Regions from separate parts of the Mus musculus genome. Here region 1 is linked to region 2. Evidence: chromatin loops called from intact Hi-C (ENCODE). Cell type or tissue: gastrocnemius. All regions are shown on one strand. Links, peaks and the distances in the headings refer to the core of each region. The heading gives the core; the rest is flanking DNA.

Region 1 (16,104 bases), core at 7,316-12,315, 720 kb before region 2:
TCAGAAGGCTAGGCCATTCCTACCATTATGGGAAGCACTATGGCAAGAAGACAGACATAGTGCTGGAGCAGTAGCTAAGAGATTACACTCCAATTGGTAGGCAGGGGGCAGAGAAGAGAGGGGTTGGGGTAGGGATGGAGGAAGCAGGGGAGAGGGCAGTAATTGGGAATGGCTGGGCTTTCAAAAACCTCAAAACCCTCTCCCAGTGACATACTTCCTCCAACAAGGCCACACCTCCTGATCCTTCTTTAAACAGTCCACCAATTGGGAATCAAACATTCAAATATGGTCCTATAGGGGCTATTGTCATTCAAACCACACTGCACTCCCTGGCCCCCAAAGGATTTTAGCCATATCATGATACAAAAGACATTTAGTCCAACTTCAAAAGTCCCCATAGTTCTTCACAGTGTCAACACTATTTAAAAGTCTAAGGTCTCTTTTGAAGACCCAAGGCAATTTCTTAACTATAATCCCCTGTAAAACCACAAACTAAATCACACAATTCCAACACATAATGGCACAAAATATATATGGCCATATCAAAAGGAAGGAATGGGAGCGAAGGGGGAAACCCGGAGCCAAAGCCAGACCACCATACCTGCTTGAATTACAGTCACATAGCCTTTGACTCGTTGGTTTCCTTTGCTACATACGCTTTGCTTTTCACAAATTGGAACCTTAGCTGAATGGGATCTTGCTCTAAGATCACCCCTTCCTTTATTCCATTTAGCAACTGACTCTTTTCTTTTTTAAATGCTTACCTCTTTTAGCACAAGATTAAATTTCCATTGTAAATCTGTACAAGAGTGATCGCTAATGACCACATGGCACAATCAATACTAGGTTCTCCTGAAACGTCCTCTGCCAATGACATTGATCCAAAACTCTTCAATTTAGACTCCTGCAGACTTTTTGGACAAGGGCAGAACTCAGTTACATTCTTTGTCAAAGTATCACAAGCATGGTCTCTTGCCCAATTGCTAATGTTGTTCCCCTCGGAAACCTCTTGTGGTAGACCTCTACAGTCCACATTCCTCTCAACACTACTGTCTTCCAAACTCCCACTATAATGTCTATTAAGCCCCACTTACACACTCAACTGATTTCCAATCCAAAGTCCCAAAGTCCATATTCTGCCAACAAGCAATATTGGCAGACCTGTTAAACACCCCACTCCCGGTACCAACTCTTCTTTCTTAGTTACTATTCTACTACTGTGAAGAGATACCATGACCAATTCAACTTGTAAGAGAAGGCATTTAGTTGGGGGCTTTGTTTACAGTTTTAGAGGGTCAGTCCATCCTCATAGGAGAGAATATGGTGCTGGAGCTGCTAGCTTACATTCTGACATGCAGGCAGGAGGCAGAGAGGGAGACACTGGGCCTGGCATGGGTTTTTGAAACCTCAAAGCCCACCAGCTGGGATATACCTTTTCCAACAAGGCCATGCCTCTTAATCCTTCCTACATAGTCCACCAGCTGGGAACCAAACATTCAAATATATGAACCTAAATGGGCCGTGTAAGCCTCTGCACATGTCTGTGAGGGACCTTCTACAGTTGGTTAACTGAGATAGGAAAACCTACTCTGAACATGGAGGAAACCATTCTATGGGACAGGGGCCTTAACTGTGCAAAAGGGAGGAGAATAGTCCCAGCATGCATCTGTCTCTGCCTACTGATGGAGGCAGGATGCTTCCTGCACTGCTGTCATACCTTCCCCACTGCAGTGGTCTGTATCCCCATGTATGGTAAGCAGAAAGGAACCTTCCCTTTAAGTTGCCTCTTGTCAGATATTTTGTCTCAGCCACAGAAAGCAGGGACTGGAGAGATGGCTTGATGGTTAAGAATAGATACTCACCTTGCAGAGGACCCACCCAAATTTGAGTCCCAGCCTCCATGGCAGGTAGCCCACAACTGCCTGTAACTCCAGTGCTGCATGGGCACCAGCATGCATGTGCATAGACCCAGACATAGATATATAGACATATAGACATATACATAATTAAAAATGGCAAAAATAATCCTGAAAAAGAAAAGTCACTAAGGGAGCAAGCTGCAAAGACTGTGAAGCTGATGCTACTTGTCTCAGCCAGGATCCTGTCAGTAAACTGTAAGTTTGCTAATATTATGAATCATAATGTAAATATTTGATATGCAGGATATCTGATATGGGACCCCTAAAGGGGTCTTGACCCATAGCTTGAGAACTACTGCTCTAAAAGGATGCTAGCTTGTGCTATGTTGACATGAACCTAGCAAGCACACCTAAGGAAGAGTACTGGTGGGGCCTAGCTGCTGTAGACTGAAATGAAAGCAGAGGAAACAGTTACTGAGATCTGGAGCTAGAGAGGACTGTAACGGGGGAGAGACAGCCTGGGACTGCGACCATTAGTGGAGTTGCGTAGTCAGCCTGCTGCGATCCCACACAGAGGAAACGAGGGAAATAAATAACATGCTCCCAGTTTCCTCCCTCTCCCCATTTCCTGTTGATTGTCTTCATTGGCCAAATACTCGAGGAAGCAGAAGGCGAGGGAGCCTGTTGATTAGTTCGTATGACTCGGCCCCTAGAGCCACAGTTGCAATGAGTGTAGAGAGTGCTCATGGGAAGGGTGAATAGAAGATAGTTAATCATGCCCATGCCCTTTGAGCAGCTGTTCCCATTAGAGAACATGCCAGAAAAATGTGTGCACAAGGATATGCACAAGACTGAGATATTTATTATTGCACTGTGAATAAGAGTTGAGAAAAATAGAAACAACCCAAATGCCCTTCATTTAGTTGTTTCCTAACTGTATGGTGTGAACTGTTGTTTATTTTTTAATTTTAATTCTTTATTCACTTTATATCCTAGTCACAGCCCCTTTCCTCCTCTTTTCCTAGTCCCACCCTTACAAATACCCCCCTCCCTCCTCCCCTTCTCTGAGGGGACCACCCCACTCTGGCACATCTAGTTCCAGCAGAACTAGGCACATCCTCTCCCACTGAGGCCCAACCAGGCAGTGCAAGTAGGGAAAGGGGATCCAATGGCAGGCAACAGAGACTGAGACAGCCCCTGCTCCAATTGTTAAGGGACCTACATGAAGACAAAGCTACACATTTGCTACAAATGTGCAGGGGGGGGTATGGGAAATTGTGGTTTATTTATAAAATTCTACGAAACAATTAAAATGAATTAATTAGATGCCCATGTAGCTATATCTACAGCTCTCAACTCTGAGTAAAAAAAAAATCACAAAAAATATAAATGATGAGATAACACATAAATTTTGTATAAGCCTGTTACCTACACTTGTAACAATGTAACAAAAGTGTGACTATAAAGAAGATATTACAATTGAGAGTGATCATCAAGGAGAGGAAGGGTTAGTGCTATCTTAGCTTTATTTGCATCTTTTCTTTTCTTTTCTTTTCTTTTCTTTTCTTTTCTTTTCTTTTCTTTTCTTTTCTTTTCTCTCTCTCTCTCTCTCTCTCTCTCTTTCTTTCTTTCTTTCTTTCTTTCTTTCTTCATTTCTCTCTCTCTCTCTCTGGTTGACAAATATGATATAATTCTAGCATCCATTCAGTCTCAATCCTGGGCACATAGGAAAAGTACTGACACTAGTTTTACTTTACATCTGAAATATCCCATAATTAAAAAAAAAAAAAACTAAAACAAAGCCAGCACTGTGGCTGCTTGTTTGATGAGGAGGTATGGAGGCTTGAATGAGAAATGTCCCCCAGAGGTTTGCATTTGAACACGTGGTCCCCACTTGGTGGTGCTGTTTGTGGAGTTTCCGGTGGTACAGCCTTGCTGGAGGAAGTGTGTCACTGGGGGAGGGACTTGCTTGCCATTAAAGGGGTAAGCTCTCAGCTTCTTGCGGCTACTGGATGCCCGTGAACCTTGATGGACTCTTACCCTTTGGAACTGTGAGCCAAAATAAACATTTCCCTCTATACATTGTCTTGGCCATGGTGTTTTATTCCAGCAACAGAAAAGAAACCAACACAGGAGAGACCAGGGAAGGCACTGTAGGTGAAAGCACAGATTTTTGGGTTCTGAAAGGTATGTAGGAGCTCTCCAGGCTGCTTTAGGGAAGGGCATTTCTGGCCTTAGAATAGAGTTATGCTAAAGCTTGGAGACATATCTGGGGAATTGTATTTTGTTTGATAAGAGGAGAAAGAACAGAGAGGTGGCTCCAGAATGCTTTCCCAGAATATCCAAGTTCCCTGATGCAGGGGACCTTTGGCAGCATCCCATGGTACAGCGCAGAAAAACCAAAGCTTTAGAGACATGTGTGGTATTGGATTTGAATATCAATCCTATCCCTTGGGTTTTCTGTGGTTTTCTAGGTCTCTCCCAGCTGTAATCTTCCTGTCATTGAAATGGGTGTAAAAGAATCTTCCTCATGGAAATAGGGATGAAAGGAAGGGTCCACAAGAGTGTCCGGCCGGTATTTAGTACATATGGTCACTTGAGAATGGTATTGCTTTTCTTTGGTTTTTCGAGACCAGGTCTCTCAAACTCACAAAGATCAGCCTTCTTCTGCCTCCTGAGTGCTGGAATTAAAAGTGTGCACCATCACCTGGCTACTGCTCTTCTAATAAAGCTGCCTCGAGGACTCTGTGTGTGCAGACATACATAAATACAGGTTGTTATATAATGAAGGACCTTCCTGGGGCTGGAGAGATGGCTCAGCAGTCAAACGCATAGGCTGTTCCTCCAGAGGACCTAAGTTAGGTTTACAACATCACATTGGGTGGCTCACATGTCTGTAACTTTAGCCCCAAGGGATCTTTTGCCCTCTCAGTCACCTGGACATATGGCATACACTTTTCCACCACTACACATACACCTAAGTAAAATTAAAAATCTACTAAAATAAGCTCCCTCCCAACTATGGTCCAGTACTTCCCCCTAAGCAGTAAAATGACTGTAATGGGCAGTAAATGAGCATAAACACAAACTGAGACCAAACAGCTCTACCGCGAACAGCCAGGCGCTTTAGGAAAAGCACACCCCATCCATTTTATTAGCTGCAGAATTGGAAGCATTAAGACTTCTCTCCAAGGCTTGGTAGGAGGGTCAAATGAGGATAATAAATCTAAAGTGCTTGGCAGCATTCCTTGGTCTCCAACCTATTTTTGTTATGTAGCGTTGCTGTTTGGCATGAGGCCCCGTACGAATGTTCGAGGTTATTATTTTATCAGGTGAAACTTGTGGGTCTGGAGGTTAATGGCTATTTCAGATTTAGGCGCATCTCCCCTTTTCTGCTGACTCTCCGTTGTTGAGAATGGATTTCCAAAGAATGCCTTTATTCCCTGTATTGTCTAGGGAGCAATAGTCTTTTCCTGCTTGTATAACAACTGGGCAAAGCCTGAAGCACCCTCCAGGGTCAACGTAATGCTTTAGTGTTGTCTGTTATAGCAATACTTTCTGTTACACATATTTAGTGTGTGTGTGCGCACACACACACACACACACTCACACACACACACACACACTCACACACACACACACACTCACACACACACACACACTCACACACACACACATTCACACACACACACACTCACACACACACACACTCACACACACACACTCACACACACACTCACACACACACACTCACACACACACACACACTCACACTCACACACACACACTCACACACTCACACACACACACACTCACACACACACACACACACACACTCACACACACACACACACACACACACACACACACACACTCACACACACACACATTACTGTGTGTATGAAGAGGTCAGAGGACACATCTTCCGGAGGAGTTGACATTATTTGGTTCTCTCTTTCCATCTGAGGATCTAACTCAGCTCATCTGACGACAACTATGTTTACATGCTGGGCCATTTTCTTGAGTCTCCCTATGCAGCTCACCTTGTCCTGGAGCTCACTATGTAGACTAAACTAGCTTTGAACTTACAGAGAGCCTCCTGCCTCTGTCTTCTAAGTCCTGGGACTAAAGGTATCTGCCCAGGACTGGATGCTGAGCCATCTTGCTGGCTCTTGATCATAACTTGATGTCCTGGGGGAAAGTATTTTTTTTTTGAAATGGTGAGAAATGTGATTGAACATGACATATGGACGGTGTGTTGTGAAAATTATGTTAGCTGTTAATATGTAAACTAGCTAAAACAGCTCGAGATGTGAGAAATTCTGAAGAAACCATAAATTAAGAAACTTAGGGGCGCCATCTTGTGGAGAGTCCTCCCGTAAAGCAACATATTGGAGAATGTTCTTCTCCAGAACTTTCTTCTTTTTAAAAAGCCAGGGAGAATCCATCATGTGTCCATCCATCTAACCACCCATCCAAATATGCATCCATCCATGTATCCAGTCCATTCATCTAACCACCCACCACCCACCTACTCACCTGTCATTCGCTCGCCCACCCATCCATCCGTCACTTCCCCATTCTCTCATCTACCTATCAGTTCATCCATTCACACAGTAATTCATCTACGCATTCATCCCTTCTCAGAGCATTTATTGTATACTTTCTATGCTTTGGTAGGGACTCTGTGAAAGGAGCCCGCAGAGGGCAATTGTGGGTGTCGAGGAATCTTACTGGAAGGAATCGTACTGTTTTTTGCTGAGATGGAGCAGACAGGTAGAGACAGCTTCCTGATATAAACGGCACCTAACTTGAGATCTGGAGGAAAGAAAGAATGTGATATTTCAGCAGGGACATCTTCTGTGTTCATTACCTCTTACTCCATTAGGTGAGAGAAGAGGACTCCAGACTCCTGACTGGGCTACTTTCCTGTGTACCACACACATGGTTGTTCCTCTACATCCCACCTTGAGGACTGAGGGTGTCTCACAGGCAGTGGTCAGAGCGGTGAAAGGACACTGAAAATTAAATAATAATAAAAAACTAGAGAGAGCTGTGAAGTGAAGCCTGTGATGTGGGTAGACTCCCTTACATGAGACTCATGCTACCTATTAATATGAGAGAGTATTAATAGTTGGCATTATGGTGAGTTTTTCATTTAGTGGAATTTGTGATTGTCAAATCGGCAGAGCTGTGTTAGTGTGGGCCGATGGCCAAGGTCTGGAAATGGCCTCTTTATGTGTGGATAGATACGTAATAGTATTCTTCCTTGGCGATTTTCCTCCATTACCTGTTCCAGACTGTTGCTTGACAAATGTGTTACAGTAAAAGTGTCCAGCAGCAAACCAGTTAAATGGGCCAGCATTTGACCCACATCCACAGGATGGATGGCCTTTTACCAGTCGCTTTATCCTCTGGCCCCTCGGCCGTCATCCGGAATTAACGCTGAGCAGAGCTGATGGTTGACCTAGCAAAGCTTACAGCGGCTTCAGCAGGCTACAGCAGAGGTGTGAGTGCTGTTTAGCTCAGCGCTGTTGTCACCGTGACGCAGCCTCTCTTGCCTTCCCCTGCAGGCCTGTTACCCCTGGCATCAGCCTTGTATTGTGTTTGCAGTATGACTGAGCAGTAGCTCATATCTTCATAGCACTGAGAATAAATGATAGATCAGAGGACCATGAGCTTAACAAAGCCGGGGAGAATGCATCTTCTTGTGGACTTGGGAAATACTCATGCATTTAATACGGGAACCTTGTGCTTTTTTGAAAATCTCCTTGGTATTTTTGACCATATCATATATGTATAGAGTGAATTTTAGTGATTCTCGCCCCTACTCCTTCCTCTTACCCACTCCCCTATCTTAAAGGAGCCCTTCTTCCCAAGTGTCCCTCCTACCTTCATGCCTTTTTGTTTGTGACCCATTGAGTTTAATTAGGGTTGCTTGCTAACCTAGAGCATAGCTGGCGGGTTAATGACTAGGGCAAAGCTCTGCTGCTGGGCATAGACTCTTGGGGAGGTGGGACTTGTTCAGGGGTCCCCTAGCCTGCAATGAGGCTGGGGCCATGGGGTTCTCAGACTCTTGGACACTCAGGAGCATCGAGGAGTAGTGGAAGAGTAAAGAATGGAGCCAGGGCTTGCGGGCTGGGGACAGCACCTAGTCTGGGGCTGGGGGAAAGGGCAGCTCTGGCTTGTCCCAGCAGTGATTTTCCTTAGCTTGGCAGAGTCAGGCTTGGTGGCAGTTGTGGCTGGGAGTGCAGAGAGGCCTTCTATGGGTGAACCAAGCTGCTGATCTGTAGTCAAAAGCCTTCTTCATGGCTCCCCACAGTGAATCTTTATGAAAGAGACTGTCCATGGTTCTAAACAGTTTATTGGTTGTTCATGGCAGAAACTGGATGCATAATGTACCATACCCACTTTTTAGGGTAGACCTGAGATTAAATACCTTTTGCAGGGAGGAATGCCTGGAAAGGAAGCTTATTGGCTAAGCCCTCTGGGCCTCTATGTACCTCATTAGCATGGTGAACCCTGTTTTGGGCCATTGTGACCATAGGTCACATTTCTTTTATGTGAGGAGCATGGCACATGTTCCAAGTCAGGAGTCTGGCAGGGAGCTGGGAGTCGCCTAAGCCCCAGGTGTGTGCCCAGGTCTCAACCTGCTCTACCTTACCAAACTTCCTGGCATGGTTTTACATCTCACAGGGATCAAGAAACCTGGAGAGGAGCCATTCTCATGGCTGGATCTAACTCATTAGATCTGGTGATGATGTAGCTCTGCTTTGCCTTGTCCAGACAAACTCTCATCTTCAGGGACTTACCATGGGAGCTTCCAGAATTCTGTTCTATTTCTGGATAGGATAGCTAACATGGTCAGATGAATCGTTTCCCTTTTAAGCTGTTGGCTCTTTAAGCACTTATCAGGGAAAATGGATGATGGACAAAAGAGGTCATGGAATAAAAAAGAAGCTGAGGATGGAACTCACTGTTGGTAGAGTGCTTGCTGAGCTGGCTTCAGCTGGAGAGATGGCTCAGTGGTTAAGAGTACTGACTGCTCTTCCAAAGGTCCTGAGTTCAAATACCAGCAACCACCTGGTGGCTCACAACTATCCATAATGAGATCTGATGCCCTCTTCTGGGGTATCTGAAGACAACTACAGTGTACTTACATGTGAAAATAAATAAATCTTTAAATAAAAAAAGGAATCCCCGACTTCAAACCTCAGTGTGCCATAAGTCAGGTCTGAGGCTGCATACCTGCAATCCCAGCAGTTGTTAGACAGAGGCGGGAAGATAAGAGGTTCAACGTCATCCATGGCTCTGTAGCAACTTTGAATCTAGCCTTGTCTCCATAATGATAAAAAAGAAAGCAGTTAGTTCACATTAGAAAGTATGCTAGCCACACCCACTGACCAATAGGTGACAAACTCCACTGTTACAGGAACTGATGGTGTCACGTTCACAAAGCTGTAATGCTTCAAGCCTAAATGATGGAACGGATAGAGCACAGTAGAGGGGAAACACTGACAAATTTGTTTGTTATTACAATTAAGTTAGATACATGCAGATATTAAAGCAACTATAATCTCCTTAAAACTAAAACAAATATACACATGGAAGTACAAACACCACCACAGACATTACACTGAGATAAACTTTATAAATGTATAAAATTTTTTAAAATCCATAGAGTCAATAAAATTCAGGTTAATCTTTGTTTAACACAACAGTGACGTTTGCTAAAGCCAAGTCTTTGAGTGCTGTGGAGACCGAGGCTGAAGCAAAGACACGTGATTTGGCTGTGATTTGCTGAACATGGAGAGTGCCACACAGTGACTCAGCGCATTGGTCATTTTCCTCTACTTTGAGCTGCTGCAGGGCACTGTGAGGCCATTTGTCCTTCCCTTGGTGGTGAACACACTGTGGGGAAAGTTCATCTCATTTATTCTGCATTACTACTTAGCTGTGGCAGTTACAACAGAGTTCTATTGGGCCCCAGTGTTGTTGTAAGCAAGCCCGAAGAGCCATCAGCTCAGAGGACTAGAGCTAACGGCAGGTGGACACTGATTATACCTCCTCCAACAATTCACATCCCACACGTGGAATAGAAATTCTGTGTCCAAGTCAGTCATGCAGTTGGTCCAGAAGATAATTGTATTGATTCGATTTAGAATTTCATTAAAATAAAAACACAAATGAAAAAAGAACTCTGTCAGAAGCTCGCAAGGTGGTGCCAGGGAGATGGCTCATCGGGCGAAAGCTCTTGGCACAGAAGCAAGAGGAACTGAGTTTGAATATTTGGAATCTGTATAAAAAGCCAGGCATGACTGTACAAGTGTCTGTAATCCCGGCGCTTCGGTGGGGAAATGAAATCAGGAGACAGGAGAATCCCTAGGCTAGCAGGCTGAAGCACACAACATAAAAAAACAACAAAGAGATCTTGCCTCACTAATAAGGTAGTCACCGGAGTCTGACACCCAAGGTTGTCCTCTGACTGCCTGTATTCACACAGACATGCCTGTATGCATGTCTGTATTCACACATACAAAGTGCAGGTATATGCACATGCCCACATTCACATATTGTATACAAACACATGTACCACATACAAAGATAAGTTAAAAAAAACCATGTTTATGAATTAAGAGAGGAGGTCTACATGCCCCAGTCTGAGAGATGTGGGCGTGAAGGGCTGTTGACGTAGCTGCCTGCTTGCTATGGGGTAGGGGGTGGAGGTGACAGGCAAACTGTTGGAGAATGGCTGGCCAGTTCCTCCTCCTTCTCAAAGTTGACTTATTCTCAGACTTACTGGGGAAACTTAGGCAACTCAAATACTCATTTGACTTCTGATATTCAGCTATTGTCTTGCCATAGCTTTAAGTTGTCACATCTTTCTTATGGCAACGGTTGGCTGCCATGCTGAGGGCTAGCCACAGGCTGAGGTCTCATGTAGGGGAATCAGGTAACATTTTGTCCAGATAGATTGGAAACCCTAGTCTGAAACTTGTGCTATTTGTTTTTTTTTTTTGATTACATGTGTGTTTATAGCCAGAGGAACTTCAGATATTTCTGGCTCAGGAGAAGTGCATAGATTTTTCAGTAACAAAGGATCTTTTTGGAGTAAGGAAGGAACTGTGACCAGGAAACTGTCCAAAGAAGCCTCAGGAACCTGTATTCCTGCTTGCCATTGACAGGCCGATGAAAAGAACTTTATTTCTCTGTGATTGGCAGTGGTACTGCCTGAATCCAAGGACACATTCTTGTTGTCAATAATATCTTATTGTGGCCTCCGAATCCCTTGGGGTCCAGTGTGACATAGCCACAGCTCTCTGTGGAGGCATTTTTCTGAGGTGGCATCCCTGAACTCAACCTCAAAGTCTTGGTGACGGGCTAGCTCACTTGCATATCACACTTTGCCATCTTTGGCCAGTTTGTCAACAGCTCTTCCAACTCAAGGTGGAGTTTCTCTCAATTCCTAGGTGCAGTCCTCCATAGCCCTGCCAGCTTCAAGAGTCCAAGTACCAAACCCCAGTGGGTACTTCATCTGAGCCCTGCCCCAGGGCTGCTCTCAACCTTGTGCATGTCATAATTGACCCATCTACCTCCACTCCCTAAAGATTTTATTTTTAAATTATGTGTACATGCGACTGACTCTGTGTGAGTATGTGCACATGAGTGCAGGTGCTCTCAGAAGCCAGAAGGGGGCATCACATCCCTTGGAGCTTGAGTTTCAGGTGATTGCGAGCCATTTGAGATAGGCTTTGGGAAATGAACTTGAGTCCTTTGGAAGAGAAATGTGTGCTCTTAACTTCTGACCCATCTTTCCAGCCCCTCTACTCGTACTCTTGAGCCTATTCATTACATTTTCATAATTTCAAGTATATTTTAGGATCAAGAGTGATGTAAATGAACAAATGTGAGCATATATATAGTAATAGCAGGGTGTGTACAGAATTAGAAATCAGCTGTGCAATTAAACAGCCCAGGGGCTTAACTCTGTCTTGTCATTTAGTAGCTCCATGACCTCAGACAAATTATTACATTTCTCAAAGATATTGTTATCTGCAAAATACAGACCATAATAATATCTACTTCATAATCTCTTGATGGGATCATTCTGTCTGACACATGCTTGATGTTCAACAAATGGTAATTTAGTTGGCATGCTATGAATATACCTGTTATAAGGCATAGCAAAACCACCAAGTCAAATGGCTTATAATATTCCTAGGAGCTAAAAAAGCCAGCTATGGTGGCACATGTGCTTGGAATCCCAGAAAAGGGATGGAAACCAACAGACCCCTGGGTTGACAAGCATAATCTACTGGGCAAGTTCCAGGCTACTGAGAGACCCTATCTAAAAAGAAGGAAAAGTGGGGGCTTGAGAGAGGGCTCACTGGTTAGACCATGCTTAATGCTTTTGCAGATGACCTACATTTAGTTCCTAGCACCAACACCAGGCAGTTCACACCTACCTGTAACTCTGGCTCCTGTACTTTATTTTGGCCTCCATGAGCATCCACACACATATGGCATTTGCTACAGACACAGGCACATTCATGTTAAAAGAAAAGTGGCCAGTGCTTGAGGAATGATATTTGGAGTCGACTTCTGCCTTGTACGTGCACACATGTGTGGGGACACTCCCTCACCCCAGCACAGTTGTCCCCATGTCCAGTGAAGACTTACTTTGGTTCTGGTTTGAGAGTTCTTGGTTGTTGGTCCTTTCACATTGAGCCTATAACTCAGACAGAACACCAGAACAGCATGGCTGGGGCTGTAACTAGCAGAGCTGCTCATAACTTGATGGGCAGGAAGCAAAGAGATGGGGAAGGACCAAGTCCTAAGATCAGTTAAGAGTGGACTCTAGAGGCTCTGCCAGTGCCTCACAAATACAGAAGTGGATGCTCACAGCCATCCATTGGATGGAGCACAGGGTCCCCAATGAAGGAGCTAGAGAAAGTACCCAAGGAGCTGAAGGGATTTGCAGTCCCATAGGAGGAACAACAATATGAACTAACCAGTACAACCAGAGCTCCCTGGGATTAAACCACCAACCAAAGAGTACACATGGTAGGACTCATGGCTCTAGCTGCATATGTAGCAGAGGATGGCCTAGTTGGTCATCAATGGGAGGAGAGGACCTTGGTCCTGTGAAGGTTCTATGCCCCAATATAGGAGAATGCCAGGGCCAGGAAGGGGGAGTGGGTGGGTTGGTGAGCGGGGGTGGGGGGGGTGGGGGTGGAGGTGGGGATGGATAGAGGATTTTTGGAGGGGAAACCAGGAAAGGGAACAACATTTGAAATGTAAATAAAGTAAATATCTAAAAAAAAAAAAAGAGTGGACTCTAGAGAGGTCATCTCCTCTTATAGGTTCCATCACCTCCCACTAGTACTACAGATTGATGACCAAGCCATGCCATTAGCACATGGCTTTTTTTGGAGGGCGCACATTTAAGATTCAAGTCACAGCATGTGATTACTCTAGAACTTGCATTCCAAAACCAGGCAGTGCCTCAACAAACTGAGACAGGAGGGTGGCAGGTTCAGTTTTTTTTTTTTATCTTTCATAGCAATGGTGACAGACAGCAAGGTGAGGTCAGAGAGACACCAGGCCACCTTTCCTTCCCTACATCTGCAGTGTGCTCTCCAAGCAGAATCCACACATCATTCTATCCTTTGCCTTCTCCTTTCTGAGTCAGTACATAAATAGATGACTTCTGGAGCTTCAGGGAAGCCCAGATCCACACATTAGGCAGGAAGTTATGTGCTTTCTTTCCCGGATAACTGTCCATAATGCATTCAAGCCCAGAAAGAAAGGATGTCAGAATTTGTTCAAAATCCATCAATCGGACCATTTTCTCAATGACAAACAGATGGCTCCTTTGAGTTATTCAGAGGGAGAACATTCTTTTCCTTTTGTTCATCTCAGTTTTTATGGTTTAAAAGAATTAGTGTTTAATCCCAATTCTAAAATTGTTAATTAGTTTGTATTTGCCTCACTAAATCTGTTAAATAGATTTTTATCGCTTCAGCTCTGTCTCCCTGGCAGCATCTGGTGTCAAGTTTGCAGAAATAATGTGGGTCTGAAAGAAAAAAAAAATCCAAACCCAAACCCAGAGGTTAAACCATCAGGATGACAGATGTGACAGCATTAAAGAGAAATACATCACCCTAAAGCCTTTATTCCCATATATTTTGGGATCAACCTAAACAAGAACCACCATTCTCTGTTCCATTTCACTCCCCAGGAGCGCTGTGGCCCAGGTCCTGTTTGATTTATGTATGCTGTTAGACACTGATGAGGGCTGCCAGGGAGCCCTCAGCCCTTCCCAGATACAGGCTTGGCAAAAGCAGGAGGATATTTCTGTTACCCTCTTACCCCAACCCTTATCCTCCACGTTCAATTCAATGATCTGTAAGAACTAAGCCATGCAGGCAAAGCTCGCCAACAGGCAGGGGGCAGCAGAGAGCAGCGCAGCTAATGGAAGGCAGTGTCCAAGTAACAGCTTTGTGCCCAAACCACTGTGTTGCAACATAATCAAAGATAGCTCATAATCTGGGCTCAGAGGTTAACAGCCTGTCTTAGATACTCCCCCCGCCCAGAGGATTTGAGTTTGGTTTCTGTGATAGTTTGTATATGCTCAGCCCAGGGAGTGGCACTATTAGGAGGTATGGCCTTGTTGAAGTAGGTATGTCACTGTAGGAGAGGATTTTAAGACTATCATCCTAGCTGCCTGGAAGCAAGTTGTCCACTAGCAGCCTTCAGATGAAGATGTAGAACTCTCAGCTCCTCCTGCACCATGCCTGCCTGGATGCTGCCATGCTCCCACCTTGATGATAATGGACTAAATCTTTGAACCTGTAAGCCAGCCCCAATTAAATGTTGTCCTTATAAGAGTTGCCTTGGTCATGGTGTCTGTTCACAGCAGTAAAACCCTGACTAAGGCAGTGCCCAGCATCCATATCAGGCTCCAGGATAAGGATTCAGTGCCTCCCTCACCCCCACAATTAAAAACAATAGTTGGTGATTTAATTCTAAGAATGAGAGTAACAAACAAAAGCTGCCCGGTAGCCAGTTTCTCTGTGGTAGACACAGAACTGTTCACAAATCCCCAGAACCTGTTACCTCGCATGGCAGAGGGCTTTAAAGGTGTAATTTAGTTAAACATGGGAGATGCAGAGGCCCTAAATACAACCAGGAATTTCTTTAGAAGAGAGAGCAGAGGGAGATGAGAAGATGGAAGAGAAGGCAACAAGATGTTGGAAGCAGTTTGACACAAAGTGAAGATGAAAGAAGAAGCCACAAGTCAAGACATACGTACATGGATGCTAGAAGCTGAAAACAATTGTTCTCCCTAGAGTCAGAGAGTACTGCTAGCCTTTGACTTTAGCCTAATTAAACAAAACTTTCATTATTGACTACCAGAACTGACGGAGAATACAGTTTTATATCACACTGCTTTGTCATAGCAGCCATCAGGAACTAATGCCACGTCTTTCTCTTGCATGGGACAATAGTCCTCTATCCCAGCACTAGAAAGTATTTTTCAGGGGTAAACTCAGGTGGCAGAGATGAGCATGATGAATTCATATCGTTCAGGGTAGGAATGGACTTCAAGCTCTAAGCAGACGTAGGTCTGACTTTCCTGCCCTGGAAGGTTGGAGAAGAACATTTCTGAACATCTTAGACCAAAAATAATAGAAGAGTCAGGAGTTCTCTGCATAAATATCTGCATAATCAACATATTTACATAAGTATTAAGAGGAGGTGAGAGTAAGGTGGAGCCCGCAAGTCAGAGGAGGTGGAGAAGGGAGTCAGTGAGAAGAAGGTGAATGGGGAAGAGGGCAAAGGAGCTGCCTCTCAGGCAGAGCCCAGCTCTGGCGAGTCAGGAGCCACTGTCCCCATGTTGTTCAAATCAACACTGACGTTCTTTATCGGACACATGCGGCTTCTAGGTAGAATTTCATTTTAGCAAGTTTCAAGAAGTTTCTCTAGGATAGCTTAATTTTCTGTGTGTGTCTTTAAAAAAATATTTTTATTTATTGCATCCTGACCATGTCTTTCCTCTCTTCTTTCCTCCTAGTCCCTACCCCACCTTCCTTTCCCCCAGATTCACCCTTCCTCTGCTTCCCTTCAGAAAAGAACAGGCCTCCCAGGGATATCAACCAAACATGCATATCAAGTTGTAAAAAGGTTGTTAACTCCTCTCATATTAAGCTAGAGCAGGCAGCCCAGAAGGAGAAAAAGGGTC
Region 2 (16,104 bases), core at 7,191-12,190:
TATCTATGCCTACAAGTCTGCCAGGCTTGAGTTTGGTATTAAAAAAAAAAAAAAAAAAAAAAAAAAAAAGGAGCCTCTGGCCCACATTGAACTGAATCCAAACCCGAGTTTTACACAGAGCGCTTGGCCTGAACACCTACACCCTCCATGCCCACAGATTCAACCAGTCTCACATAGAGCACTTGGCCTCCACACCAACATATCCACACCCACAGATTCAAGCAGCCTCTTGCAAAACACTAATGTTCCACACCTACGTCCTCCATCCACAAGTTCAGCCAGCCATGGATTAAAGATATTCAGGGAACATTTTTGTTTCTGTACAAAACATGTACAGACTTCTTTTTTCTTGTCATTATCCTTAACAATACAGTGGAACAGCTATTTACAACAGCTTTTTATGCTGTTTACATCGCAGTGAGTATTGCAGGAAATCTAGAGGAGACTTAAGCCCGTACACAGGAGGACTGCATGGCTTCATGCAGGTTCTCTACTGGTTCATATTAGTGACTGGAGCTACTGTGGGTTCTGGTACCCAAGAAGAGGTCTTGGGATTGGTTCTACATGAACACCAACAGACATCTTTCTCTCTAGAGTCTAGCACAGAAACAGAGTGGTCTGGGTGGATTCTAGGGTCCTGCACTCCTAGAGGAGGGCCTTTGCCTTGCTAAGGGAGGCCCTCCAAAGGCTTCAACCTTTCTGAATGTCAGTCTCAGCAAACAGAGGTAGCTTTCCGAATCTTGTCACTGAAGTATAGAGGAAAATGCAGAAACTCCATCTCAAGTGGGCCACTGTCTGGTAGGGACTTGGAATCCCAAAGATACTTTGATTCTATCTCTGCCTCAAAGGACTCCAACATGGCTGATAACACTGTCAGGAGGGAGAGCAGGCTCCAAAATCGCTCATTACTTCTGACAATCTGGGTAGAATTTCATAGAGGATGTATTCAATGGGGACTCTGAGGATAAGGAAGATTTAATAGATGGATATGAGGGAAAATGTCAATCTGGCAGAGAAGCAGATCAAGCCAGCCAGGGGAGCTTGAAAACGCAAGTTCTATTTAGGAAACAGAGATTCAGTACTGATAAGTGCAGGGTGCACACGAGGCCACACAGTGCATGGTCTGACAGAGTGTATAATGATGCCCAAACACAGAGCCTTGAGTAAGCTGGTGAGGAGATGGATCTTTATTCTACAAAGGATAGAAGACCAGCTCTGTAGGTCTCTGAAGAGAGGAGTGGTCCAGGCCTCCCTCCCACACATGTGCCAAAGGAGGTTCACTGCTTGTCCACATGAAGGATGAAGAAAGTAACAACAGGCCACCAGCTTGCAAGCTAATGCTGCTAAAACGAGAGAAAACAGGGGTAAAAGCAGGAGGAAGCTCAGACAGAGAGCAATGGCACAGAGAGAACCAGGAAGTCCCTGCAACTGCCTGGCTGAGGGAACACTGCCTGGATATGTTTGATCCCACTTGCCTGTGCCGAATCTCTCAAAAGCAGGAACCATGTCGTAGTCATCTCTGTCCTTTTGATGCTTTACAGAACACCTGTGACACCAGTAGCTCTCCACACATAGAAATAGAAATTGTGTGTGTGAGTGTGTGTGTGTGTGTGTGTGTGTGTGTGTGTGTGCGCGCGCGCATGCGCGCGTGCGCAATGTACATGCAAGCTCACATGTACAATGTTTGCTTTTAATGGCTTTCTGGGATTGAACTCAGATCCTCACACTTCCAAGATAAGCATCTTACCAACTAAGCCCTCTCCTCAGAACCAAGAAGAGACATTGTTGTTTGGAGAGAGAGGGCTGGGAAGGAGAAGGAGAGGAAGAGGGAGAGAGAGAATGCCAGGTGTGTTGGAGGGTGCACGTGGAGGCCAGAAGAGGGAATCAGAGCCACTGAGACTTGAGTTATAGGCAGCTGAGAGCCTTATGATCAGTGCTGGGTCTTCAGGAAGAGCACCAAGCATTCTTAACTGCTGGAACATCTCTCACACACCTACCTCCAAGAGTAGAAATCTTAATATGGTGTACTTAAATGGGCTTCAGGGGGCTCTGAAGACTTTCCCAAAACTGTATCTAGTGTTGCACATGAGATTATGAACTGTGAAACTTCCCATCTCAGAGGGTCTTTACTTTTTTATCAAGTCCTGCAAGGGCTCTGTGACCTTAAAAAATGGTTAAGAACATTTTTTTTAGAAATGTGTTGTCTTTATGAATGTTTCTAACTTCTGGTTTCTGTTTTTATTCCTTCTCTAAGTACCAATTTCCCATATAAAAAAAGGACAAGGTCAACAACATTAAACAGACACTTTGAATGTTATTGCATTTTATTTGTAGTAAAAATCCAACGTATAAATTCAGCTCCATCTGAGTTATGCTGAAACACTGAGAAATATTTTTCCCTGCCCATCCCTGACCTCGCTGTCTGGAAGCACAGCCCATTTCCATCCCTGCTCTCTAATAGCCCATGCTTCTATGAGGCTGTGAATCAATTTTAATTTGGACTTTAGCTTCTGTAGTGAGTGCCTTTGAAGAAGCACCTTTCTGAGAATGCCAACTTGCACCTTTCAATTACGAGCAGATAATTAGGATGGAGGCTTGCTAGCCACCCTTTCCATCTTCATGAGGAGGGGTGGGGAGCTATATATATAGCATTTCCAAGCAACTGACATGGAAAGTGATCCTATTACCCAAAACCAGAAGGAGCATATAATGCTCATTTTGCATGCCAGAACTGCCCAGAGGTATAACTTGGATGCTACACTACTATCCCAGGGTTCTGATATCAGAGCTGTGACATGTCAAGGTAGTTAAAAATGGGACCACCCTCAAAAAGATGGAGTTTTTAGAAGAGCAAAATAACATCTGCCCTTTTAAAGGCATGCAGTTCAGTGAGGGTATGAACACAGCTGGGGAAATGTGTGTGCTTAGCAGGCTGAGGCTGCGGGTACTCACTGCAAGAGAAACTGTTTAAGGAAAGAGATTAAGGAGAGGGATTCAGGGAGAATACCAGCACTGTGCAGCTCAGAGTTTCAGAAGATGCATGACGAGGGACAAAGGTCAGATTCAGCTCACGATGCACCTCATGCTCTCAAACGAACTCCCTTTCCCTCTGGTGTTGAGGAATTATCTACTGTGTGCCAGGCACCAGACCATGCAATTTTGCCTGTTATCTCTCAGTCCTATCAGCTGTGAGGTAGGGATTGATCCTCTCATTTCATGAATGAGAACTAAAGCTCAGAAGAGGGGAAATAACTTTCTCAGGACTCACAATCGGCAAGTAGTCAAGCCAGAGCTCAAGTCCAGTTCTGAGTCCAAAGCCTGCATTCTCTCCATGCTGCACAGTGGCACTGAGAAGCTCCGAGATGGAGCTGAGTAAAGAATCCAGGCACAAAGGACTCTTTGTATGAGTCTACTTATATGAACATCCAGAATAGGTAAATCCATAGAGACAGAAAGTAGAGGAGTGGTTGCTAGGGACCAGGGAAGGGAGAAATCAAGAGTGGATGCTTAGATGGTGCCGTTTCCTTTCAGGATGATGAAAATGTCATGGAACAAGATAGAGATGGTGGTTTCACAACTAGTAAATGTGCTAAATGTCACTGGATTAGACATTTATCTTAGTCATTTGATTTATGTTATGTGAATTTTACCTTGGCTTTTTTTAAAATAAAAGCTATTAGATAAGAGGTTTCAAGGAGATGAAGCCAGGAAATGTAAATATCTATGGCATGCTTGGGGAACAAGGAGGAGCTAGACAAGCGGGATCTCATGATGAGTCAATGCTCTCCTCTTGATGCAAGAGAAAAATTTGCATGAAGGTGTTAGTGGTAGCCTTTAGTTCAGAAAAAAAAACTGCCTTTCCTAAGCTAAGCAGGAACTGAATGCCTCTGGCCCAGAATGCCTCTGGTTGCATTTTGGTGTTAAAGGGGTGAGCACAGGTTGGGATGATAAAGTGCTTGCCAATGAAGCATGAGGACCTAAGTTTGACTACCAGAACCCACATAATAAAGTAGCATGTGGTAGTAGGCTCTTGGTTTTTGCTGTTGCTGCTACTGTTGTTTTGTTTGTTTGTTTGTTTTTGTTTTTATTTTTATTTCTTTTGAGACAGAGTTTCTCTGTTTACTTGGCTCTGTAGAGGAAGTGAGCCTCAAACTCAGAGATCTGCCTACCTCTGCCTCTTAAGTGCTGAGATTAAAGAAGTGTGCCGCCACCACCTGGCTAAAAACTTAGTTGTCTGTTTTTGGCAATTTCCAATTTTTCTTTGCCATTAAATTTTATTTATTTTTTCTCATTTTTTTGGTTTTTCAAGATAGGGTCTATCTGTATAATTCTGGCTATCCTGGAATTTACTCTGTAGACCAGGCTAGCCTTGAATTCAGAGATCCCCCTGGTAGCAGGAATTTGTAATTCTAGGGTTTAATTGACGTGTGTGTGTGTGTGTGTGTGTGTGTGTGTGTGTGTGTGTGTGAATGCCACCCTTACTCTGGGGCTCCTAAATTCAAAAGACACTATATTCTGCTTGAATATTTGAAAGTGTTCTTATAGGGCCATGCAATGTGGTCGTTATTTTTTTTCCTGCTTGGAGACAATTCTGCATCTCTGTGGAACTTAACTAGTAAGAGCACCCTAAAAGCTACCTTGCATCTCATCCCAGCTAGGCTTTGTCTGGACATCAAGGGACAGTAATTTCCTTGAAAGGTCTCAGGAGTCATGTAAGATATTTGGTTTTGCTTCACAGCCATAATGCTATAGCATACCCCACTGTACCCCACCCCCAAAAATGGTTATTCTCCTAGGATCAGTGAGTCTGGCCACAGACCTAGAGATCCATCTTCCTTCAGGTCAGGTCAAAAATGTTTGCCTTTACTTGGAAGTACTCTCAGAAGTGTGCGTATTAATGCCAGTTGAAGAATTCATACTGTAGATAGGCCCTTTCAAGGCCTGGTCACTTTTCTGGAAGAGAAGGAGGAAGAAGAGGAAGGGAAAGAGGGTGACAGTTGGGAGTGGATGCTACTGTTCTCCCCTTCCTAGCCTCTGGTACATGGATCTCCTGTGGATCTGTTGTAGGCCTTGATTTTTTCAAAACCTACTTTAATAAGGGTTCACAAATGCTTTGACACTCCCTCCTTCTAGGCCACCATCCAAAAGTAGGGGAGAAAAATGGTAAATAGGACAAGGTGACGTGGACATGCTTAGAAGTAGTTCTTTGGGGCCAATCTCCATTTGTCAGGATACCAGTAGTCCAGTTCAAAAGTGCCACCAAATATGAATCATCAATGGCAGCACAATCCAGCAGAAACCACAAGGCTTCTGCTGAATGATCAGGAGTCAGCGCCAAGGCAGTGGGAGCAACCAGGACCAGCAAGAATTCCAAGAGTTCTCTGTCGTGCCTCTCTCAATGAAGTAAGATCAGCAAAGATGAGAGACCAATGAAGAGCTGCACAGCTAGCTATTCAAGAGCCCCATCACTGTCCACTGAGTGTTACTGACATTCTTTCTAACCATCGAGTGTCCTCCCAGGGGTCTTGCCTTAGCATAACACCAGGTGAGTCTGTATCACCTAACATACCCAGAAACTTCCACTTCATAGAAATCCTGAGAATCTGATAAAAAGTCATGGGCCAACTTCTCTTCGTCCAGACCTAAACATCCTATGACAGTTGCACACTCACTTTTATGTCCCAATGTCACCTAACACACTAACCCTTCCCTTAATATATTATTTGGCATGAGTCTGCATTACATGACACAACCAGAAACTTCCACTTCAACCTCCTTCAGCTTCCTTAGGAGCACAGGCTGTTTATGGAAGGTATCTGCTGAGTAGGTTTTGGACACAAGACTCAAAGGCCGGAGCTACTCACTTGTATCCATTCTTTAGGTTGAGATAGGGCTCAAAGAATGTGTTCAACTGAATCTAGAATGATGTCAACTATGCTGCAAAGCCATATTCTGGGTATGAGCAAATATAAGCTCTATAAGGTTTCCAATGCAGTAGTCCCTGTAGGATTTCACCCATGCCTAATAATGCGTTGTCAAGTCCTGTGTATGGTACAATAGCTGCCCGAGCATTACGTTATAACATACCCCAGCCTGGATAGAAGCCAATGAGATAGACTTAGCCATCCCAAATGTAACATCTTGTCAAGAATGCTATGCCATATGGAGCACAATTTCCCCACAAAGTGGAAAATTCCCCCACCATCAGTTAGAGGTCCAATTCAGTACTAAGTATGATACTTGTCGACAGACACGTGTGAACATGCTGGCCTACATAGTGCATGACAAATGACCTTCAACTCCCCTAAAGTGGCACAACTAGAAGGATCCTTTTTCTCCACAGCACAGGTAGGGACTTCTAGGACTGCCCCTGAGGAAGCTCAGATCTCCTGTCAGCCTCTGCATGGGCTCCTGCAGACTTTATGAAACATCTCGACATGACTTTATCCAAACAACTGCTCCAAACTGCTCCAAACCTGGAGATGGCCAAAGAAACAGAAAACACAAAGAATAATGTAATACAGTTGAAGTTCAGTTCTTTTTAAGTATACTCCATGCATTAGTCAAACATGATGCTACATGCCAACAGGTCTGTTTTACATAGACAAGATAAGACTGATGTTCAAAGTTTCCTTCCTTTGCTAGAAAGTGGTCGGTCAGCTCCCCACACTCCTACAGCTGCACTTGCTTCAGTATCTCCGATTAATGAGCACTACTCCTTAAAAAGAGGCACTATCACTTTCATAGGCAGCCCTCTGTTGCTGGATTTCCATCATTCCCACTTTTTCACTGCCACGAGCAACATTGCAATTAACATCTTTCCCATTTTTATAATATTGCAAAATTACTCTCTAAACAGATTGTAACAATTTACATTTCCTCATGACAAACAGTAGAAATCTTCCCCTTGCTGCTGAAAAAGCCATCAATTGGCTCCACTTGAAAAGATCCAGGGGGAAGGTTGCCAAGGCAGGCTGCACTGCCTCAGCTCTCTGTTCAGGAGAGCGCCCTCGCTTCCAATGGGGCTCACTGGCAAAGAGGAGCATGCATGAAGCCATGGGTTTGATTCCCAGACCTGCATAAAGTGGATGCTGTAGAGTATGCCTGAAATCCCAGCAGTTGTGAGGTGTAGGCAAGGAGGGTCAGATCTTCAAGGCTATCCCCAGTACATAGCAAGTTTGAGGCCAACCTGGGCAAAAGAAGGGAGAGACGGGAGGAGGGTGGAAATAAGAAAGTGAAGGTGGGGAGGACAAAAGGATGGTGGAAGGGATGGAGGGAAATTAGAAGGAAAGGGAAGAAAGGGGGAAAGGAAGAGGGACTAAAAAAGATGAAAGGAAGGTGGAAGGAGGAAGAGAGGAGAGAAGAGTGGGGGGAGGGAGGGAGAAAAAGAAGGACCCATTCTCCCTGGACTTAGCTGTAGTTCTCACAAATGCAATGTGTAAACTGAGGTCCAGTTTCCACATGCTATCAGCCCAGGTGCTACTGGCCACTCCCCTATACAGGTGCACAGGAGACCAGCTTGGCTCACCAGCACTTTCAGAGCTGTCTCCTGAGAGCCTGTGAGTGACAGAGCTCTCTAAGTGAGCACAGGGTGGGGGGGGGGGTAGGGGGGCAGCCATCCCTAAATCCCACAGACTGAACTTTCTGACCACCTGAAAACTCTCTATTCTGGTGCCTGGCTTTGCCTTTGTTCCTTCCCTACTTGGAATGAAGCCCAGCTGGCCAGCCCCTTTGGTCCCTACAGCTCAATGGCAGTGCTGCTGTAGACCATAGCAATTGTGGTGGCGAGTAACTTGAGCATTCCCCTGGTGAGTGCCTTGAGCATCCTGATGGTGAGGACCTTGCATCCCACTGGTGAGGGTGGACCTTGAGCATCCCGCTGGTGAGAACCTTGAGCATCCCGCTGGTGAGAACCTTGAGCATCCCGCTGGTGAGAGCCTTCAGCATCCCGCTGGTGAGGGCCTTCAGCATCCCGCTGGTGAGAGCCTTCAGCATCCCGCTGGTGAGGGTGGACCTTGAGCATCCCGCTGCTCTCACACCTCCTTCTGTTCTAGAATCTCAGAATCACCTCCTCCTTTAAAGCTGGTCTGGACTTTGACTACTCTAACTTATTATAGCTGCCTGGGCAACTCTTGCTCTGCAGAGGAAGGAGCAGGCCCTACAGCACTAACTGAAAGCTTATGGATGGTCCCCCAGAAAGGGGGAGGAGTCAACCCGAATCCCCTCTCTACCTAACGCTGCTTCTCCAGGAAGAAATGCTGACCATTTCTGGCTAAACAATTTACTTGGCAAACTGTTCGTGAGATTTATTAAGAAAATGAAAGTTTCTCATCCAAACCAGGTAAATGTGTGGCCAGGTGGCAGGTCCTTAGTTGCTGAGTGCTGGGGTGATAGTTAATCCCTCACATTGATCACAGAAGCATTAAACTTCTTAGGCCACTCATTGCTAGGCAACCATTGTGAACTGTAGGCTCTAAGGAGAGAGCATCTGTTCTTGTCACAGAAACTGTCCTATTAACAAGGAAATGCATGTCCCACGTCCACGTGTGCTCTCCAGATGGCCAATAAGGTGTTCCTCTGTAATAGCATCCATCGTCTCTCAATCACTAGCTCCAGGGCACAAGCGCCTTGTAACCTAGGGGACAAATGTCTCCTTGTCATGCTGCTTTCTGTGTCCCACCATATAGATAGCCCAGGCTTGAAGGGCATCATCAAACCAACTGTTTGCAGAACAGAGACAACAGGGCGAGACTTAGAGCAACAGGTACAGCTCCATGAAAGAACTCAGTAAGTAACTCTAGGTCCAGACTTGGCTCTGCCTCTCAGAAACTGTGCATGACAGCTCATCTTCGTTGCTGAGTGGACTAGATTCAAAAGGACTTTGCATCCATAGGCTGTGTGTGTCTGGGAAGGTGTTTCCAGGAAGGTTTAACTGAGGAGGGAAGGCTGACCTTGAATGTGGACAATGCTATTCCACAAGCTCAGAGCTCAGAGTAAATTAGTGGGGTGTGCTCTGAGTGTCAGTGTCCTGCCTAGACTGTGGACACTGGCTGAAATGTGACTCCCCCACCCCTACACACACACACACACACACACAGAGTCTGTCTTTCTACCAAGATAGCCTGTGTCCCTTCTTAATCATGGAGCCGAGATAAACCTTTCTTTCCTTAGGTCACTTTTGCCAGATACTTGGTCACAGCAATGAGAAAACTGTGTGGTACAACTGCAAATGCACATTTTTTTTTAGCCTTCTAAAACACAATTTCTTCATCTCTAAAATGGCTTAGTGGGAGTTCAAATGGCTTAGTGAGATTGCTGTTCAAGCATGAGACCCTAAAACTGAGCTCCAGCAGCCAGGCGTGGCAGTGCGTGCCTGCAATATCAACATAAGGGATAGGGGGCTAGGGGCTTGGTGACTGTCAGCTTAGCTCCAGGTTCAGTGAGAACCCCTGTCTCAAGTGAATGGGCTGGAGTGTGATGGAGTATTAATTAATTAATTTAATGAAAAAAAGGATTTTCTGCAATTACAAGTATAAGAGTTTAAGTGTGGTTGAGAGTACACAGTTTAATAGCTTGTACATAATAGGAGATTCCTTCTTACTTTTAAACAAAAATGTGTGTATTTTTTTTCTTCTATCCAAAGCTAGAATGTTGCAATCTGCTTTTTTTCCTTGTTCTTGCAAAAATGAGGAAACCTGTGGATATTATTGGTCCAGAGTGGCCCATCTCTGTTCTTGTGCTGCCACCTGCTGGATGGATATTTTAAGAACCCTGCACTAAAATGCCTGGAGCACTTCCTTGTCAGTCCTTACCTGACATTCCTCTCTACCTGTACCTTTCAGAAATTAACCCAAGGCGCCCCCAGTCCTACATTTAGCACTGGGGACATGAAAATGCATCCCGAAGATGGGTTGAAACTACATAATGTTGGCTCCTGCGTGTTAGATAAAATTCTAGTTGTTCACCAGTGCTAAATATCTCAATCCAAATAAAAATATGTTGAAAAACACTCTGCAGGCATGTTAACACATGACCCTCAGTCCTTTGTGACAGCAATTGGCCAGAGCCAAGTGTTCAGTGCCCTTTAATGTGAGCAAACTCCTCTGTTTTACACACACTCACAAGCACTGTCTAGAAATCTGTTCAAGAAATGTGCCACCGACTTTACTCACAGCCCCCTCCTCCAAATACTGTAGAAAACCCACATCAGTATCAAGTCTGTGTACAGTTATGGCAGCCAAATATAGCAAGCTACATGAACTAAGGAGTAGTTATACACATGGGGGGGTCTTCCATGCCTTTAAAACATTTATATTTATTTTACAGTATATGGATTATTTCTGTAGCTAATGTTCATTATGAATTGGATGTGTTAGTTGTATCTTGAGGACAAGGTAAATGATTAACTGAAAATGTGGGGGATGGATGCAAAGAGAACAAAAAATATCTTTGAGGTCAAAAATTATGGTCAAAATAGTTTGCTTTGTGCTTGGTACAAGCTAAGTACTAAATAATTATTCATTATTGCTATTATTACAGGAAGAGCTGTTATCCCAAAAAAATGACCTTTAAAATCCTGTCTTTTAAACAACATTGAAAATAGCAAAATTGAAATCTAAAACTTTTTATGTTAAAGAACATAAATCACAAACGCTTGGTCTAATGACTTGACCCGGGAGAATCCAGGCCTGAAAATAAGAGTCAGCATGAAAAGCCACCATAGCAAAGGAGAAGCTAAAAATGCAAAAATTCCTACTGGTTGAATCTGTCAAAAATATTCACAGAAAAATTATCTCACAAAAAATATATACTTTAGTAAGATAAAATTTTAAATTGGAAAAATAAAATTATTGAAGTACATTTGTTCAAGACATTATACTTGTTTTACTACTCAGCCCTCTACTCCAGTACCTCAGGGGTCCGCACCAGCCCTCTGGCCTGTGCCCTAGCAGATGCTTCTCCTGCTTAGTATCCTAGCTCGTGCTCTCATGCACATTGAGGCAGGCTTCTCATTGTTTAGCTTGTAAACTTTTCACTAGGGGTGGAGGAGGTGGCTTAGTCCACAAAGTGCTTGTCTTGCATGCCTGAAGACCTGAATTCAACCCCCAGGAGCCTACATAAAAAGCCAGGCATGGTAGCATGCTTGAGACAGGCACGGGCAGATCCCCGGAAACTCATTGGCCCGCTGGCCTCTTAGCTAAAGCTGCACGCCAAGGAGGGGAGGTGCTGGACTGAAAGGCTGAAAGCACCTGAAGAATGACACCTGAGGTTGTCCTCTGACCCCTGTCCATATGTGCGCACACTCACAAACACGCACAAACATGCATGCGAAATCTAAATGAACTGTGTACAGTTCCTGGCATCTTATATTTCTCACTGAACATCTTATAGAATCTCTGAACACGAAGGGTTGATTTGTATACCACAAAACCCATGAGAGGGATTGCTGGGTTGACACAATCTTTGCAGACCATCATGCAATTTTATAAGATCTGGGGACACAGTCTCCTAGATTATCTTGGAGTTTTCTATTTCATTTTGTATCTATGTCTAATTTGTTTTTGAATGCATCCTTTTCCTACTGAACTAAGCTACCAATTTTCTAATCTCCAATCTGACACTTAGTTATAGCAATTCTGTTATCTTGTAACATTAGTCTTTTTATAATATTTTTCTAGACTATCATTTTGGTGCTTATTAAGTTCATTTTACCAAATCCCAAAGCTAGTGAAACTCTTGTAAGAATTATATGAAATTCATATGCTAATTTTCAAAGCAACCGTCGATTTTTAGTATTGTACTCCTACCTGTATGAACTACTTTTCTCATTACTGCAACCAAATACCTAACAGAAACAACCCAAGGAAATGGGGTGGACTTTGAGTCATGTTGAGCCATGACGGTACAGTCCCTCAATGGCAGGGAAGTCATGGCAGAGTTCCTGGTAGGTAACATATCTAGCTAGGACTTGTTCCATGGTGTGAACCAGAAGACACAAAGCAGGGTTGGAATGAGGGCTAGCTATAGCCTAGAAGGCCCACTGTCCTAAGACCTGAGACCACTTCCTCCAGCTAGAACCCACTTGCTGAAGGTCTCACAAGCTTGGTTGGGGGCTAAATGTTCAAACACATGAGTAAAGAAACATCTCACATTCGAGCCATAAAACTACCCCAGAAACATGACATTGCAAACTTGTCATATCTTGTTTTTTATGTTCCTTTAAAAGGCATATAGGGCTGGAGAGGTGGCTTGGTGTTTAAGAGCTCAGTGTTCTTGCAGAGGAGCCAGGTTCGATTCCCAGAGCCCATATGGCAGCTCACAACCATCCCTAACTCCAGTTCACCTCCGTTCCAGGCACTTACATGGTATACAGTCATACATGAAAACAGAAACTCATACACATAAAATAAATTTTTATAAAAGAGTGACTTTGTTTTTTAAGATCTGTAACCTTTAGTGCATTGTTCGTTATTATTTACTTTGTTGAAGCCCTTACCTCTGCTGTCTAGTTTCTTCTGATTTTGTTTGTTGTCACTAAAAGAATCCTCACTGAAATGCCATGCGCAGCCACTTGCTTTTCTGATAGGTTTTTAAACTGCCATTTATCCTCCATCTAGACACCCAACAAAATTCTCTTAGGACTCTAAACATTTCAAACACCCTCCCTCCCTCCATCTTCTTTCCCTAATTTCCTCCCTTCCTCCCGCCTTGAATGAATGATCCTCCTGACATCCGCCCCCCATTGTGGGAATTGTAGCTGTACACCACCATACCCAGCTAAAAGGTGGTGAGCATATGAGTTGTCTGTATATAAGATGAGGGAGGGGAGAAGGAGGGAGGGAGGGATGGGGAGAAGGAGAGAGAGAGAGAGAAAGAGAGAGAGAGATTGGCTTGGTTTACACTGAGATGGGGCTCACTGTATCACCGTTTGACATAACATGTGCTGTTCACTTTGTTTTCTTGTTTCATTAGGAATAGTTGCTAGGTTGAATCAAATGTCTTTTTGATTGATAGGGTTTCTCTTTCAGTGTGTTGATAATGGGTTTATTGATAGAGTCCCTACTATTAACCTACATGAGCATCCATAGGGAGTCTACCCTTGCTTGCCTACTCCCACCCCGCCTTCCTGGAATCATCTTGTTCGCCTCGTGTTTAGAGAGTTTGCATCTATGTGCACATCTACTGTCTGCGACTAGACTATTTTATGGGCATTGGAATTGCTATTCTTAAACCCGAGTCTGCCTGGCCCTGTCGTCTCTTTAATCACAGCTTTGTAATCACATTTTAACACCCCAAAGTGCAACGGGCCCGTTCACAGTTTCCACTGCAGCTTATCCTTTGGCGAGGGTTATAGTTTGCTAGGAAGCCAACTGTTTTCCAGTGTTTTTCCATAGAGGTGTAGGTAGTGTTCCTTAAAATTGCTTTAAGCTCTATCATTTCTAGTGTCGTGGAGTTTATTCTCCTTCATCCTTTAAACACAGAATTTGAACTTTAGTCTTTCCATTCCCAGTCCAACCCTCACACTCCCACACCATGACCCCAGAGTGATTAAAGCTGAATTTTTAAATTACATAGCTTGTAAATTTGGCTTGCTTTCAAAGATGGGTCAACTGAGGAAAATTAATTTTCATGTAATTAAAACTATTCTAACTTTTATTTTAAAATAGCTGTCTTGGCATAAGTAGGATCGACAATAATATATTCATGCTGAGCAAACCTTGGGGGAATTTGGACTGTCCTCATTTAACAGACAGATTCGGCACTCCCCTCAGCCGAAGACTGGTTTTTGACCAACACCAATAACTTCTTAGAGGAAAAAAGGAAAATCCTCTTTATCTGAGACTCTGGGCGTTATTTAACTCTTGAAAATGATACTCAAACTAGCATGAGATTTCACCGAGTTTAATAAAATACTACCTAATTAGGAAGAAGCGCTCCTACTATCTCTAGAGATGTATTAATATCATTAAAAAGAACATATGCTTGAAAGTTGCGCATGCATTTATAATTTTGCTCCCTTCTGAATGTGAAAGACTGTTTAATTAAGATTATTGCTATCTTTAAAGCGTTTTCTCACAGGAAATGTTCTTCATTCTAAGCTACACATCTTCTCTGGGAAAGAAATACTTTAAAAGAAACCTTGAGACTGTTCAAGAATGTAGGTTCCAATTGTGTCCCAGGGAAGACTTCCTTCACGTCTTATTATACTCCTATGCTATGATATAACCTCAGCAACATGCACATATTCCCTTTTACTTTGTGACAATTCTGTGACAATAGTTTTTCACAAGTGAATTGGGTAAATAAACTAATTTCTCATATAATTCAGACAAAATAAAAAAACAAAAAACAAAAACAAGAGATTCTGGAGAGATGGCCTATCTGGTAAAGTGCTTTTGATATAGGCATGAAGCCCCCTAGGACCCACGTAAAAGCATGGTAGGTAACATGTGCCTGCGGCCCCAGCTTTGAGGTAAGATAGGTGAGGGAAAGGGCAGAGACAGGAAGATCACTGGAACTCACTGGCATGGAAGCCTGGCCCAACCAGTGAGTGCCAGATTCAAGGAGAAACTCTGTCTCAAAACCAGGTGGAAAGCAAGTGAGGAAGATACTCAGCGTTGACCTGTGTCCTTCAGCATGCGACCTCATTCAGAAATAGAACAGTTTCGGTTATAATTACTAAAGATGAAGTCATAGTGGAAAGGGTGGCCCAGGCTCTAACAGGACTGGTGACCTTACAGAAAGAAGAATGTGAACAGGCATGCACATTGCGGGAAATGCCAAATGACTGGAGTCAGATACTAAGATAATACAGCTAGAAGCCAAAGATTGTCCAGGATTAGCAGCAGAGCCTCTTAAGCAAGGAGAATGGTATGGAGTAAATACTGCCCCCTCAGACTTGAGGGGCACCTTAAACCTGGATTTCTAGCTTCCAGAACTTCAGGAAAATCAACTTTCCTTAAAGTCATCTAGCTTGTGGTATTGTTATCAGCCTAGCCAGCTGACAGATTCCCATTCCAAAGTCAAAGATGTCTGTCTCCTCTAACCTTGGCCACATCAGCTTCTTAGGGCAGAAGATAACAGAAGTTACCTGGACTCCAACGGCTGCGCCACCACAACCCAGAAACCTCTTCCGAGGCTTTCTCCTGTCACCCCTCCTCACTCCTCTTCCTCCACTTCCTGACAGGCCAATGCCAACTTTAATGCCCAATACTTTTCCATTACTAGTGGTAACATTTTGAACAACTAGTTTTTATGAATCATTTATAGACCAAGCATCTTTCAAATAGCATCTAATTCAACATTCACAACTCCCTTGGAACAAAGTGTTTTCCCCCATCTTACAGATGAGAAAACAGGTTTTTTCAAAGTTAAGTAACTTGTTCAAGGCCACACATAAAAAGGAAATGGCAGAACCAGAAATTAAACTGGTCTATCGGGTCCCAATCACTAAGTCACTGTTGCCTCTTACTAATTCTCTGCAACCAACTCACTTACTTGCCTTCCCCCTCTGAAGTCTTACCAAAGTGCACTACTTTTTCTCAACCCAGTCTAAGGAGCCTGTGGACTCTCCCTCACAGCCATTTCCTCCCGCAGGCCAACTCTGAACTTCTACCCAAACATTATGTTCTTCAAACGTCTGTCCAGAATGGAGCTTCTCCTTCCAAATATGATTTGCCCCTGTTCTTCCCAAGTGTGTCCTCAGTCTACCTAGCACCCAGGCTTGGGAACTTCATGCACTTCATTAAGTTCTGCCTTTTGATCCTTTTAATAATCAGCTTATTAATTTTACTCCAAGACATTTCTCTAGGGTTCCTTCTCACTGATCATCCTGATTCAACAGTACTAATGGATGCTGAGCATCCTGCCCTTCCCTCACCCATCCTATAACTAACCCTCTCTAGGACACCCATCCACTCAGGTTGCTGATCTCAAGTCCAGGACTTGGAAACAGCTCTCTTGAAGACTTGAGTTTGGTCTCCAGAACCTATGTGGAAAAGCAAGGCTTGTGGGCTGTGCTTGTACTCCTAATGCTTCGGGGAAGAGACAGGCAGGTCCCTGGGGCTTGTTGGACAACTAGCTTAGCTTATTTAGTGAGCTCCA

Evidence for each region. A loop is a pair of places that touch in the nucleus more often than their neighbours do. Peaks named below come from ENCODE experiments on the same cell type or tissue, not always from the same donor. Only the 100,000 strongest peaks of a DNase experiment are listed, where the experiment ranks them.
Region 1: a loop joins it to region 2, with 4 times the contacts of the local background. A loop is called at or near these places in 15 of 42 quality-filtered maps.

The regions. Positions count from the first base shown.
Region 1 is chr7:111,235,532-111,251,635 of GRCm38, forward strand. No RefSeq gene overlaps it. Among named protein-coding and RNA genes, the nearest start is that of Gm33098, 33 kb to the left of the region's middle. In gastrocnemius, for the core only: no CTCF peak of the experiment used is centred there; DNase peaks (open chromatin) are centred at 9,682 and 10,131.
Region 2 is chr7:111,959,964-111,976,067 of GRCm38, forward strand. No RefSeq gene overlaps it. Among named protein-coding and RNA genes, the nearest start is that of Gm33204, 42 kb to the right of the region's middle. In gastrocnemius, for the core only: a CTCF peak has its summit at 9,741 (motif pointing left); a DNase peak (open chromatin) is centred at 9,756.